Regions from separate parts of the Homo sapiens genome. Here region 2 is linked to region 1. Evidence: chromatin contacts called from ENCODE Hi-C or POLR2A ChIA-PET data. All regions are on one chromosome and are shown on one strand. The core of a region is the stretch at or near the end of the contact, and the rest is flanking DNA. Distances in the headings are between cores, read along the strand shown. Region 1 holds the start of WWTR1 (WW domain containing transcription regulator 1). Region 2 holds the start of TM4SF1 (transmembrane 4 L six family member 1).

Evidence for each region. A loop is a pair of places that touch in the nucleus more often than their neighbours do. ChIA-PET counts read pairs that join two places held with the same protein, here RNA polymerase II (POLR2A). Pooled maps may share reads with other maps.
Region 2: a loop to region 1 is called in a map of tibial artery, with 3 times the contacts of the local background. The contact joins the promoter of TM4SF1 here to the promoter of WWTR1 in region 1. A Hi-C loop is called at or near these places in 5 of 168 maps with a recorded cell type or tissue (Calu3, PC-3, PC-9 and 2 more) and 10 of 50 pooled maps. POLR2A ChIA-PET finds 5 or more read pairs at or near these places in 4 of 52 experiments (HepG2, MCF 10A, PC-3 and 1 more).

Annotation. Positions count from the first base shown.
Region 1 is chr3:149,656,076-149,661,562 of GRCh38, forward strand. It overlaps WWTR1 (WW domain containing transcription regulator 1), which reads right to left and starts at 1,950. Exons shown (of 7, transcript NM_015472.6): 1 at 1,690-1,950; 2 at 801-1,234. The coding sequence starts at 1,231. It overlaps WWTR1-AS1 (WWTR1 antisense RNA 1), which reads left to right and starts at 2,135. Exons shown (of 3, transcript NR_040250.1): 1 at 2,135-2,633; 2 at 3,303-4,244; 3 at 5,031-5,289. RefSeq lists enhancers at 1,777-2,356, 1,964-2,033, 2,594-2,803 and a silencer at 2,264-2,423.
Region 2 is chr3:149,375,881-149,380,994 of GRCh38, forward strand. TM4SF1 (transmembrane 4 L six family member 1) reads right to left here and starts at 1,769. Exons shown (of 5, transcript NM_014220.3): 1 at 1,491-1,769. The coding sequence starts at 1,667. It overlaps TM4SF1-AS1 (TM4SF1 antisense RNA 1), which reads left to right and starts at 1,898. Exons shown (of 2, transcript NR_109810.1): 1 at 1,898-2,435.

The sequences.
Region 1 (5,487 bases), core at 700-3,199:
ACCACAATTGAAACAACCTCCTCTAGTGTTTGAGAATATATTTTCCTGTGGGGTGTAATTTGAAAATTTCAACTAATGTAAAATTCATGACATCAAAAAGCTGGAACAATGTGAAAGGAAGAAGAGTGACAAAGCAGGCTTGTGATTTGATGGTATTTTAGGTTAACAAGTTTAATGTAATAAAACTCCTAACAATTTCCACACGATTGATTTGTCCAGCCCACAACTACTCCACCACACAGTTGCTAATAACATCACTGTGCTGTGTGGTCATTATGTCACCCAGCTGGGAGCACTATGGCCTACCAACCACTGTTCACTTTTCCAGCTTGCTTTTCCCAAGAAGATAGAAACTGCAGACCACCTACTTCACCAAAAGTCCCTCTGTTCCCCAAGCTTCACAGCTTTTCTCTGATTTATCTCGGTGTCACATCCCAAAGGGCCTGGCTCTGGACTATCTGACTTAGAGTGGCCAAGGAAGGGACTAAGGGTCTGTGCCCAAGAGTTGGCTTCAGTCCTGCAGATTCAAGGCAAAGTCACCTGTGTGTTTTATGGTGGATGAACTTCACCACTGCTTCTGATCCCTGCTTCTGATCCCTTACAATTCCAACACTCAGAGACTCACTCCCTGCTTCCAGCTCTCCATATCTGTGAAATAACCGTGGAAGGACACGCACCATCTCTCTCTTTCTCTCTCTCTCTCTCTCTCTCTCTCTCACACACACACACACACACACACGAACACACGCGCGCGTTGGGCACTGTGACTTGGTGCCTTCTTCGGCTCCAGGCTGACTTACTTGAGGAAGTACCTCTGGCCAGTGGCCGTGAAGGTCATCTCCCAGCCCGGGGGCAGTGGCAGCTCGTCGGTCACGTCGTAGGACTGCTGGCGGAGGTGCGCGTGCTGCTGCGCGGGGCTACCCGCAGCACCCGCGCCGGTGCCCAGCTGCAGGGACGCGGGCGACGAGTGCGAGCGGACATGCTGGGCACCCCCAGCCAGTCGAGGCCCCGGGTGGCCGCCCGACGAGTCGGTGCTGGACTGGCGCGAGTGCGAGCCCGAATCAGGCTCCTTAAAGAAAGACTCCGGCAGGATCTTCTTCCGCCACGAGCTAGGCTTCGGATTCATGACAGAGTTGAAGAGGGCTTCGAGGTCTGTGTCTAGGTCCTGCGTGACGTGGATCACTTGCTGCCCAGGCGGCGGGAGCGGAGGGGGCGCCGAGGCCGGATTCATCTTCTGCAAAAAGAAGGTCAGATCAGCCTTTTATTTAAAGTCGGAGGAAGTGGGTAAGAGGGTTACAGGGTGAGAGGGCGAGATGGTGGGAGAAAGAATAGAGGGAAAAGGAAACGAGGAGACAGATAATTGCCCGCCTGGAGATCCCAGACACTCAGCGGTAAGACCAGCAGGATGGGGGAGGGGTCCCTCCTGGCCTCGAGAATTATGCAACTTTCTTGAAGCAAAGAAGTTGCCTGGAGGAGGAGAAGATAGGGCGAGGGGTGGAGGGAATAACTGCACTCGGGGCTTGCTGAACCGCAGGATGGCAAAGGAAAGGTCGCACGATTCCAGGACAGGCAGCCCCCCGAAAGAAGTTCAGCCCGAGCCAACTCCACCACGTCTCGACTCCGGAAGCCCGAGGAGCCTGGAGCCCTGGAGTGGTGCCGGATGAGCGCGCGAGCTCCAGCGGGCACTACCTGGGCGGGCAGCGAAGCTGAGCCTGAGCGCGCGGCGGCCGCCGTCCCGCCCGAACTTGCCGTCGGGCCTGGGTCGCTCGGGTGAGTCCCGAGATTGCGGAGCTGGAGCCGAGGCTTGGCTGACAAATCCCGACCCGACTCTGTGCCTGGCAGTCTAAGGGCTTCGGCTCTCACATCCCCCGAGCTGGCCTAAGGCGCTAGTGCTGGGCGAAAAGGAGGCGCAGGAGAAGCAGACAGCGCGGCCGCAGCAGCTCCCGGACTGTCCCATAAACAAAGTTTGGAGCAAACTCCCACCCCCAGGAAAGAGGCGGGCCCGAAAGTTGAGCTGTTGAATTATGTATGACCTCCTAGTCCCTAGCCGGCCAGCCCCCGCTCGCCCCTCCTCTTCCTCCTCCTCCTCCTCCCACCTCGGCTCCAGAAAACCCTGGGCGTGATGGGTACTTTACTGGGTAAGAGGAGACGGGTGCCCCCCACCCACTCCTCCCGGCCGCGCGGACCTCTCCCGCTCAGACCTGCATCTGCATTCCTTTGAGTTTACCACGGACTTGGGGCGGGATCAAAGGGAAAGTGGCCTGAGCCTGTTTCATCAAGGGGTTGTGGACCGAAACCAAGGCCGGGGGTGGCGGAGGGCACGCGGATGAGGGGCTCAGGCCTAGGAAGGGCCGGTCCTGGACACCGCGCCCTCCCCTGCAGCCAGGCGCCGAGGCCTGCAGCACCCGGAGCGCCGCACTGACCCGCGATTCTGCCCGAAGGCCGGCCCGGGTGCGCCCCGGCGCGGGGAGACACCAACAAGGCCAGCTTTTCCACGAGAGGCTGCTTAGCTCTTGTGACCATATTTGGTCTGGCGAGGAGGCATCTTGGCTGCCTGGCTCTCAATTGTCTGCTAGAGCACAGACGGTGCCCAGAAAGTGCCTCTGTCACTGGAGATGCGGCTTCGCCAACGGGTGGGTTGTAAACAAACAACTTTCAAACCATTCATCAATCCTTAATTTCCTCTACGGGGGTGACTCAGGCCACTAGAGATTGAGAAGAAAAAGCTGGGTGTTGGAAGAGAAGAGCAATTGCACCCCCCTCCCCCGCAACATCCGTGAGGGTTGTGGGAGGATTGGAATGTCCCTGCCGCCCTCCGGGGAGCCTGGAGCCGGGATGGAACCCGAGCAGGTGGCTGGAAGTAGAGAGGGTGCGCCAGTGACCCGAAAAAAGCCACCCACCTTCCCACCAACTAGATCTGGGCGAGGGATGGAGACCCCCTGCCTCTAGCTAAGGGAAGAAGGTCAAGTCTGGCGAAACAGCTGCGGGAAGTAGGAGGAGGCCTTGCCCTTCAGAGCAGCTCAATTTCTTTTCTCTCTGGTTGCCTCTCCACTGAGGGGAAAGGGTGGGGGGAGATGGCGAGGTAAGCCAAATTCCAGGAAGCCCCTACTCCACCCCATTTGATTCAAATAGGAGTTTATTAAGTAAATCAAACGAGACAATGTAAAGCACTTCGCACAGCACCGGGCTGGTTACGTAAGTGTTTGTTAAATAAAAGAGAACTGTATGTTCTTCAAGTTCACGTATTGTGCCTTAATTTTTTTTTTTTTTTTTTTGAGTGACGTCTCCCTCTTGTCCCCCAGGCTTGAGTGCAATAGCTCCATCTCAGCTCACTGCAACCTCCGCCTCCCGGGTTCAAACGATTCTCCTGCCTCTGCCTCCCAAGTAGCTAGGATTAAGACGCCTGCCACCACGCCCAGCTAATTTTTGTATTTTTTAAAAGCAAAAATGGGGTTTCACCATGTTGGCCAGGCTGGTCTCAAATCCTGACTTCAGGTGATCCGCCCGCCTCAGGCTCCCAAAGTGCTGGGATTACAGGCATGAGCCACCGCGCCCAGCCTGCCTTAATATTTTTACAGGGTAAAATAAAGTCGAAGTTAAAATCTGGAGCTGCCTTGGAGGAGAAAAGTTTAAGGAAAAGACAAGGCCACTCATAGTTTTGCCTCGGAAAAGGTAGAATTTTGGGGCCACTCCCTGAATGGCTGCATCCATATCCAAAACAGAACCACCAAAGTGAGCCACTTCCCCTGTTATCTGTACTTGGAGGTGGCTCCAATTCCAGACTCCTCATAGACTGGAAGAAATTAGGGCCATCTTAGACTAAGGCAGGCATACACGTATCATCCTTTTTTTTTTTTTTTTGAGATGGAGTCTCACTCTATTGCCCAGGATGGAGTGCAGTGGCATGATCGCGGCTCACTGCAACCTCTGCCTCCCTGGTTCAAGCAATTATCCTGCCTCAGCCTCCCGAGTAGCTGGGATTCTGTGCAGCAAGTCCTCTGCCCATAGGACTGGCAAAAGGAAAGGGGAAACTAGCACAGGTCACTCCTTGGAAAGTAGAATCTTTGCAAGCTACTCTCAGAAGCCATCACAGTTGCAACAACAGGGGAAATAAGCTATCGAACAAGAGGAAGTGACTGGAACCTAATGATACTAATTCAGAAGTCACAAGGCTGACTTGATGATTAAAAGATGAAAACTTGAGGCCAGCCCTACTCTAGGAAAGTCCTCACTCCCGAAGAAAGGTGAGAATCAGGGTTGGAATTAGATGGGCAGTGAGAATCTGGGTTGGAACTGGATGGGCAAGGATGCAGTCTTCGTTTCTTTCCAAGCTTCAAGAAATAGATAGTGCAACAGATAAAGTAGATGTATGAAACGGAAATTGCCCTTAACACAGGATAACTGAAAAACTCCCAGTTCCCAAATAGCATATAAGATGTAATAGTGAATAATTCAAAAGATTTGCTGTTGTCCCAGCCATTCCAACAACAGCTTCAGATTAAATAACATTTACAGATGTCTTGTATGTATCAGGTACTGCCCGTAAGAGGCAGCACAGTGGATAAGTGTATAATTTCTGGAACAAAACAGCTGAGTCACTTCAGACAAGACATTTAAGCTCTCTATTCTTGGGTTTCCTCCTTTGTAAATTAGGGACAATAACAGTACCCACCCCACAGGATTCTAGGTGAAAACACATACACATTTTATTTGTTGATATTTGATTTAGAACACAATATTTGAAGCTGGCTCTATCTGCTACATTATGCAAGTAGCTTAGCATTCCTAAGTCACAGTTTACTCATTTACAAATTGGAAATAATATTGTGGTAGTCTCTCTGCTGCGTTGCTGCCTTTCAATGGCCCAGCCTCATGTTATTTATACCTTTACGTAGCCCCTTCCACTTAATCTGGACTGGGCCAGTGATTTGCCTTAACCAGGAAAATGTGGCAGTGAAGTTGTGCCACTTCCCTGCCTTTCCCATCCCATCCCCTAGGAAGGTATGGAAGCTTCCACTTTGTACTTTTAGGAGACCTGAGCCACTAAGTAAGAAGTCCAGTTACCCTGTTGGATAAACCACATGGAGAAGGAAAGGCCCTGAGATACTTGGAGAGAGGGAAAAGTCCAGCTGCCCAGCACCTGAGCTGAGCCCAGCCTCAGCCAACCCCACCGGCTGACTGCAAACACATCAGTGACCACCAGTAAGACCAGCAGAGCTGCACAGCCAAGCCCAGCCCAGATTGCAGAATTGTGAGCAAATAAAATGGATATTGCTTTAAGCCACAAAATATTGAAATGTTTTTTAAATGTAGAATGTGCATTCTAAGAATAAAAAGTTGCAAATAAAGTCTTTTTTTTTTTCTCAGACAGGGTTTCACTTTGTTGCCCAGGCTAGAGTGCAATGGCTTGATCTCAGCTCACTGCACCCTTCACCTCCCAGGTTCAAGTGATTCTTGTGCCTCAGCCTCCCGAGTAGTTGGGACTAC
Region 2 (5,114 bases), core at 519-3,018, 280 kb before region 1:
ATTAGGTTGACCAGATATCTCAAAGAATGTAAACCTCTGAGGAGAAAAAGACCATTTAAATGTCATATCTGCTTGTTTTCATGTAATCTGTCAAAGCATTTTTTAGGGTGAGGATGTAACATGGGAGGAGTAAAATAATAAACTGTAAACGTGTTTATTCCACAAGAGTTTATCACACGACCCCAGATAACAAACTCTGTTTTGGAAATATTAAACCCTTTCTTTAAATCTGATTTTTTCCACTTGTAAAATGCAGAATATACCAACAAATCTTTAATAGAATAACTGAAACTTTTTTGTAAATGGGAGACATGAAAGCTATATATAATAAATATTAACTGCTTCCTTGATTATACAAATGCATAGTTTTAACTTAACAATATTAAGCTCTTAAAATATAGTAAATATGAAATACTTCAGGTTCAAGATCGAAAGAAACTTAAGTGTGATGTTATGTTTAAGACAAATAATCATGTTAACATGATAATAATGCTTAAATTTGAGGCAGACGGGCACTGTGGCTCATGCCTGTAATCCCAGCACTTTGGGAGGCCAAGGTAGGAGGGTCACTTGGGCCCATGAGTTCAAGACCAGCCTGGGCAACATGGCGAAACCCCGTCTCATTAAATAAAATAAAATTAAATAAAATCTCATTAAATAAATAATTTAGGGCAGATTTGCCATGCCATAATCAGTGTATTAGGTTTAAATGTTTTACTATCTTTTACTTGATTAAGAAAATTTATCACGTATGGTACCATTCCATAAAATTTCTCCTTAAAATTTTTAATCCCAGCACTTTAAAGTAGCAAACTTAAGTTTGCTCACATTCTTTCCATGCTGTGGTTGAAGCTAATGCTTTCAGCTCCCAGGTTGGCAGGGAAATTCCTCTCACTTCAATCAAAAACAATTCTTGGAAAAAATAACACATTCCACTATTAGCTTCAGACACCGACCTGCTGCTAACTGTAGGGTTTTTCCTAGACGCCACACCCCAGCCTTACATAAAGGAGAAAGCTTAGAGTTCTTTTAAAATAGCAATGCACTCACAATTCATTATTTTTCCCTATCACAGATGGCTGAAAATAAACAGCAGAGAATTTGGATTCAAAACTGTTGATTTAGGCAGAGAACCAGCCAACCCCTTCCGGCTCCCCAGAGCAAATGTTAAATGACTGCCCGTTCTAGTAGAAACTCTATAGTCTCTCAAATCTGATTTAAAAGCGAATATCTGTTTCCTACCTATAGAGTTTAGCAAAAAGGCAGTTCACTTTTAGTTGAAAGAGCATTTTGTAAAACAACATCTCATAAAATTACTACGCTATACTGTACCAATCTCGCTTTTGTATAATCTGCTTTCAAAGGAATGAACAGCAACAAAAAAGTCACTTGATTTAGAAATATGCATTACAAAAAACTTTCCATGAAAATACATAATGAAAACATCTAGGAAACAGGAGAGAATTCAGTAATAATCCTGAATGACTTACCAGCAGGCCACCTCCTACGATGCCAGAAAAGAACCACACGAAGCGGCTGAGGTGGTTTTCGGAGGCATACTTTGTTTCCCCATTGGGAAAGTAAAGCAAAATATTAGCCGCGATGCACAGGAGGGCGAGCCCCACCAGAGAATGTCCGATGCATCGTGCACACTTCCCATAGCACATGGTGGTCTGCTAGGTTTTCTCCCCCTTCTCTTTGTCTTCAGCTCAGTGATACCCCAAATTAGATGAAAGTGTGCCCTTCTGGTGGAGAAAGCAAACACCACTCTCAGCCCATTCCTGCTACCTCTTAAATACTGCGATTCTTAGTCACTGAGGGGATGAGGTACTTTGCTTTCATTGGTCCTAATGGCAGGCTCTGGCTGTGGTGCGAAGAGGCAGGGGGAATGTCCCGCCCTTCAGACGAAATCCTTGGGACAGGCAAAACCAGGGGCAGGATGTGAGAAACAGCCTCAGTCATAGGCAACAGGGAAAATGATTAATCTTGAACAAGGCATTGACTGTGCAACTCCTCCACAAGATAAAGAATCAACAGGAAAGCCTAACATGACTTTCCAGTAACTGCCAAGTGTCCGAGATGCAACAGCCCTGGTTGAGGCTTTGAAAGACAGTGAGCTGTGCCCCTGCTCCATGCAGCTGTCTGGACAGCTTCCAATCTGAGAGCTCTGTGTTCATTTCTACCTTTGTGCTGATTTAATTTACAACCTGGGGCAAATCTCCTGAGCTCATTTCCTTGTCTATTAAATACAAGGTGTCTGAGACGTCTCCCATGGATTTGAGAAGGCTGTTGGGAAAACTACAGAGCAAACTTCTTTACTCTGCCTACAGCAAGCTCTGCAGGATGGATTTCAGTGTTCAGCGTCCCTGGACATCTGCCTCTAAAACAAATCTGCACCACAACAGAGGTGGCATCAGTCAACACAAAGGGCTCAGGTGCTTTTTAAAAATTATTGAGTGTTGCTGTCAGGAAAAGCAATGCCAGGAAGGGCCAAGGAAGGCCTAAAGCATGGGACAAAAATAAAAAGAGGAAGAAGAGAGGGGGAGGAAGAGAATGGGAGAGAAGGAAAGAGGAAAGGAGGAAGGAAGAGAGGAAGGAAAGAAGAGAAGGAGGGAGAGAAGGAGAGAGGGAAAAAGGGAGGAAGGGAGGGAGGGAGGAAGGAAGGAAGGAAAAAAGGAAGGAAGGATGGGGGGAGGGAAGGAAGGAGGGAGAGGGAGAAAAAAATAAGACAAAGGGACTTGGCAAGCAGAGTGGAGAAACAAGGTTCAGAGAAACAGAACTGGCTAGGAGTGTCAGAACCCACACAGAGGTAAACAGATGGTTTACCCAGCCAGATCCTGAGACCAGCTTCCACAGGCTCCCCACACAGGGCAGAGAAAGGGTGTTAGACTAACTTTCTAGGTGGTTACCTTGCAGAAGGAGGGGCTGGGCACTGAATAAATTTATGCCTTGAACAGCAGATTGCACCAGCCAGTGGATGGTGGTGGGAGGTGGACAGGGTGGCCGGGTGGGGCCAGGCCTGGAGGGCCTTGTCACCAGGACAAGATAGAGAGTACAGAAAATAGAAAAGGACCAAGGTAGGGAGGCATTAGCTTAGAAGAAGAAGGTGAATGAGGTTCACGAATCTAGAGTCTGAAGGATTTGGCCCGGAACTAGAGGGCGGGACACATACCAAATTTGAGGAGACCAGCTGTGGTTAGTGATGTGGCATGGGACCGGAGGAGGGCCCAAGAAGTGTGGCCTCAGCACACTAACAGGGGTGAAGCCAGAATCCAGGATGGCCTGAGGAAATAAATCAGTGGAGTTGGGAAGCGTGGAACCACCCACCTGCTCAGGCGGAGGCAGGCAAATCCTCATAAGAGTGTCATTGGGTCACCACTATGTGTCCAACAACAGGGAACGTGTGTTTGGCCCGATGGCTTAGAGACAGGATTCCACTGGTGACAGAGCCTATGGGTGAATGACGGCATCCTTTGTTGAAGCATAATCATTGCAACCCTCCTGTCTGCTGATCTATCCCACCTGGGGCCAAAATGGGGGAAAGTGATGCTTAAACTACTGATATGGTTAGGCTTTGTGTCCCCACCCAAATCTCATCTTGAATTGTAATCCCCATAATCCTCACGTGTCAAGTGAGAGACTGGGGGGAGGGAACTGAATCATGGCAGCAGTTTCCCCCATGCTGTTCTTGTGATAGTGAGTGAGTTCTCATGAGATCTGACAGTTTTATACGGAGCTCTTCCCCCTTCTCTTGATGATTGTCTTTCCTGTTGCCTTGTAAAGAAGGTGTCTTGCGGCCAGGCGCAGTGGCTCACGCCTGTAATCCCAGCACTTTGGGAGGCCGAGGCGGGTGGATCACAAGGTCAGGAGATCGAGACCATCCTGGCCAACATGGTGAAACCCTGTCTCTACTAAAAATGCAAAAATTAGCTGGGCGTGGTGGCGAGCACCTGTAATCCCAGCTACTGGGGAGGCTGAGGCAGGAGAATGGTGTGAACCCGGCAGGCGGAGTTTGCAGTGAGCCGAGATAGCACCACTACACTCCAGCCTGGGTGACAGAGCGAGACTCAGTTTCAAAAAAAGAACAAAACAAAAAGAAGGTGTCTTGCTTCTCCTTCACCTTCCTCTATAATGGAAAGTTTCCCAAGGCTTCCCCAACCATGCAGAACTGTGAGTCAATTAAACTTCTTTCCTTTATACTGGGAAGTGAGGAGCCCCTCTGCCCGGCCAGCCACCCCGTCCAGGAGGGAGGTGGGGGGTCAGCCCCCCGCCCGGCCAGCCGCCCCGTCTCGGAGGGAGGTGGGGGGACAGCCCCCCGCCCGACCAGCCGCCCCGTGCGGAGGGAGGTGGGGGAGCAGCCCCCCGCCCCGCAGCGCCCTGCCGGGAGTGAGGGGGCTCTCCCGGCCGCCCTACTGGGAAGTGAGGGGCCCTCTGCCCGGCCAGCCGCCCCGTCTGGGAGGGAGGTTTGGGGGTCAGCCCCCCGCCCGACCAGCCGCCCCGTCCGGGAGGGAGGTGGGGGAGTCAGCCCCCCGCCCGGCCAGCCGCCTTGTCCGGGAGGTGAGGGGCGCCTCTGCCCGGCCGCCCCTACTGGGAAGTGAGGAGCCCCTCTGCCCGGCCAGCCGCCCCGTCCGGGAGGGAGGTGTGGGGGTCAGCCCCCCGCCCGGCCAGCCGCCTTGTCCGGGAGGTGAGGGGCGCCTCTGCCCGGCCGCCCCTACTGGGAAGTGAGGAGCCCCTCTGCCCGGCCAGCCGCCCCGTCCGGGAGGGAGGTGGGGGAGTCAGCCCCCCGCCCGGCCAGCCGCCTTGTCCGGGAGGTGAGGGGCGCCTCTGCCCGGCCGCCCCTACTGGGAAGTGAGGAGCCCCTCTGCCCGGCCAGCCACCCTGTCCGGGAGGGAGGTGGGGGGGTCAGCCCCCCGCCCGGCCAGCCGCCCCGTCCGGGAGGTGAGGGGCGTCTCTGCCCGGCCGCCCTTACTGGGAAGTGAGGAGCCCCTCTGCCCGGCCACCACCCCGTCTGGGAGGTGTGCCCAACAGCTCATTGAGAACGGGCCAGGATGACAATCGCGGCTTTGTGGAATAGAAAGGGGGGAAAGGTGGGGAAAAGATTGAGAAATCGGATG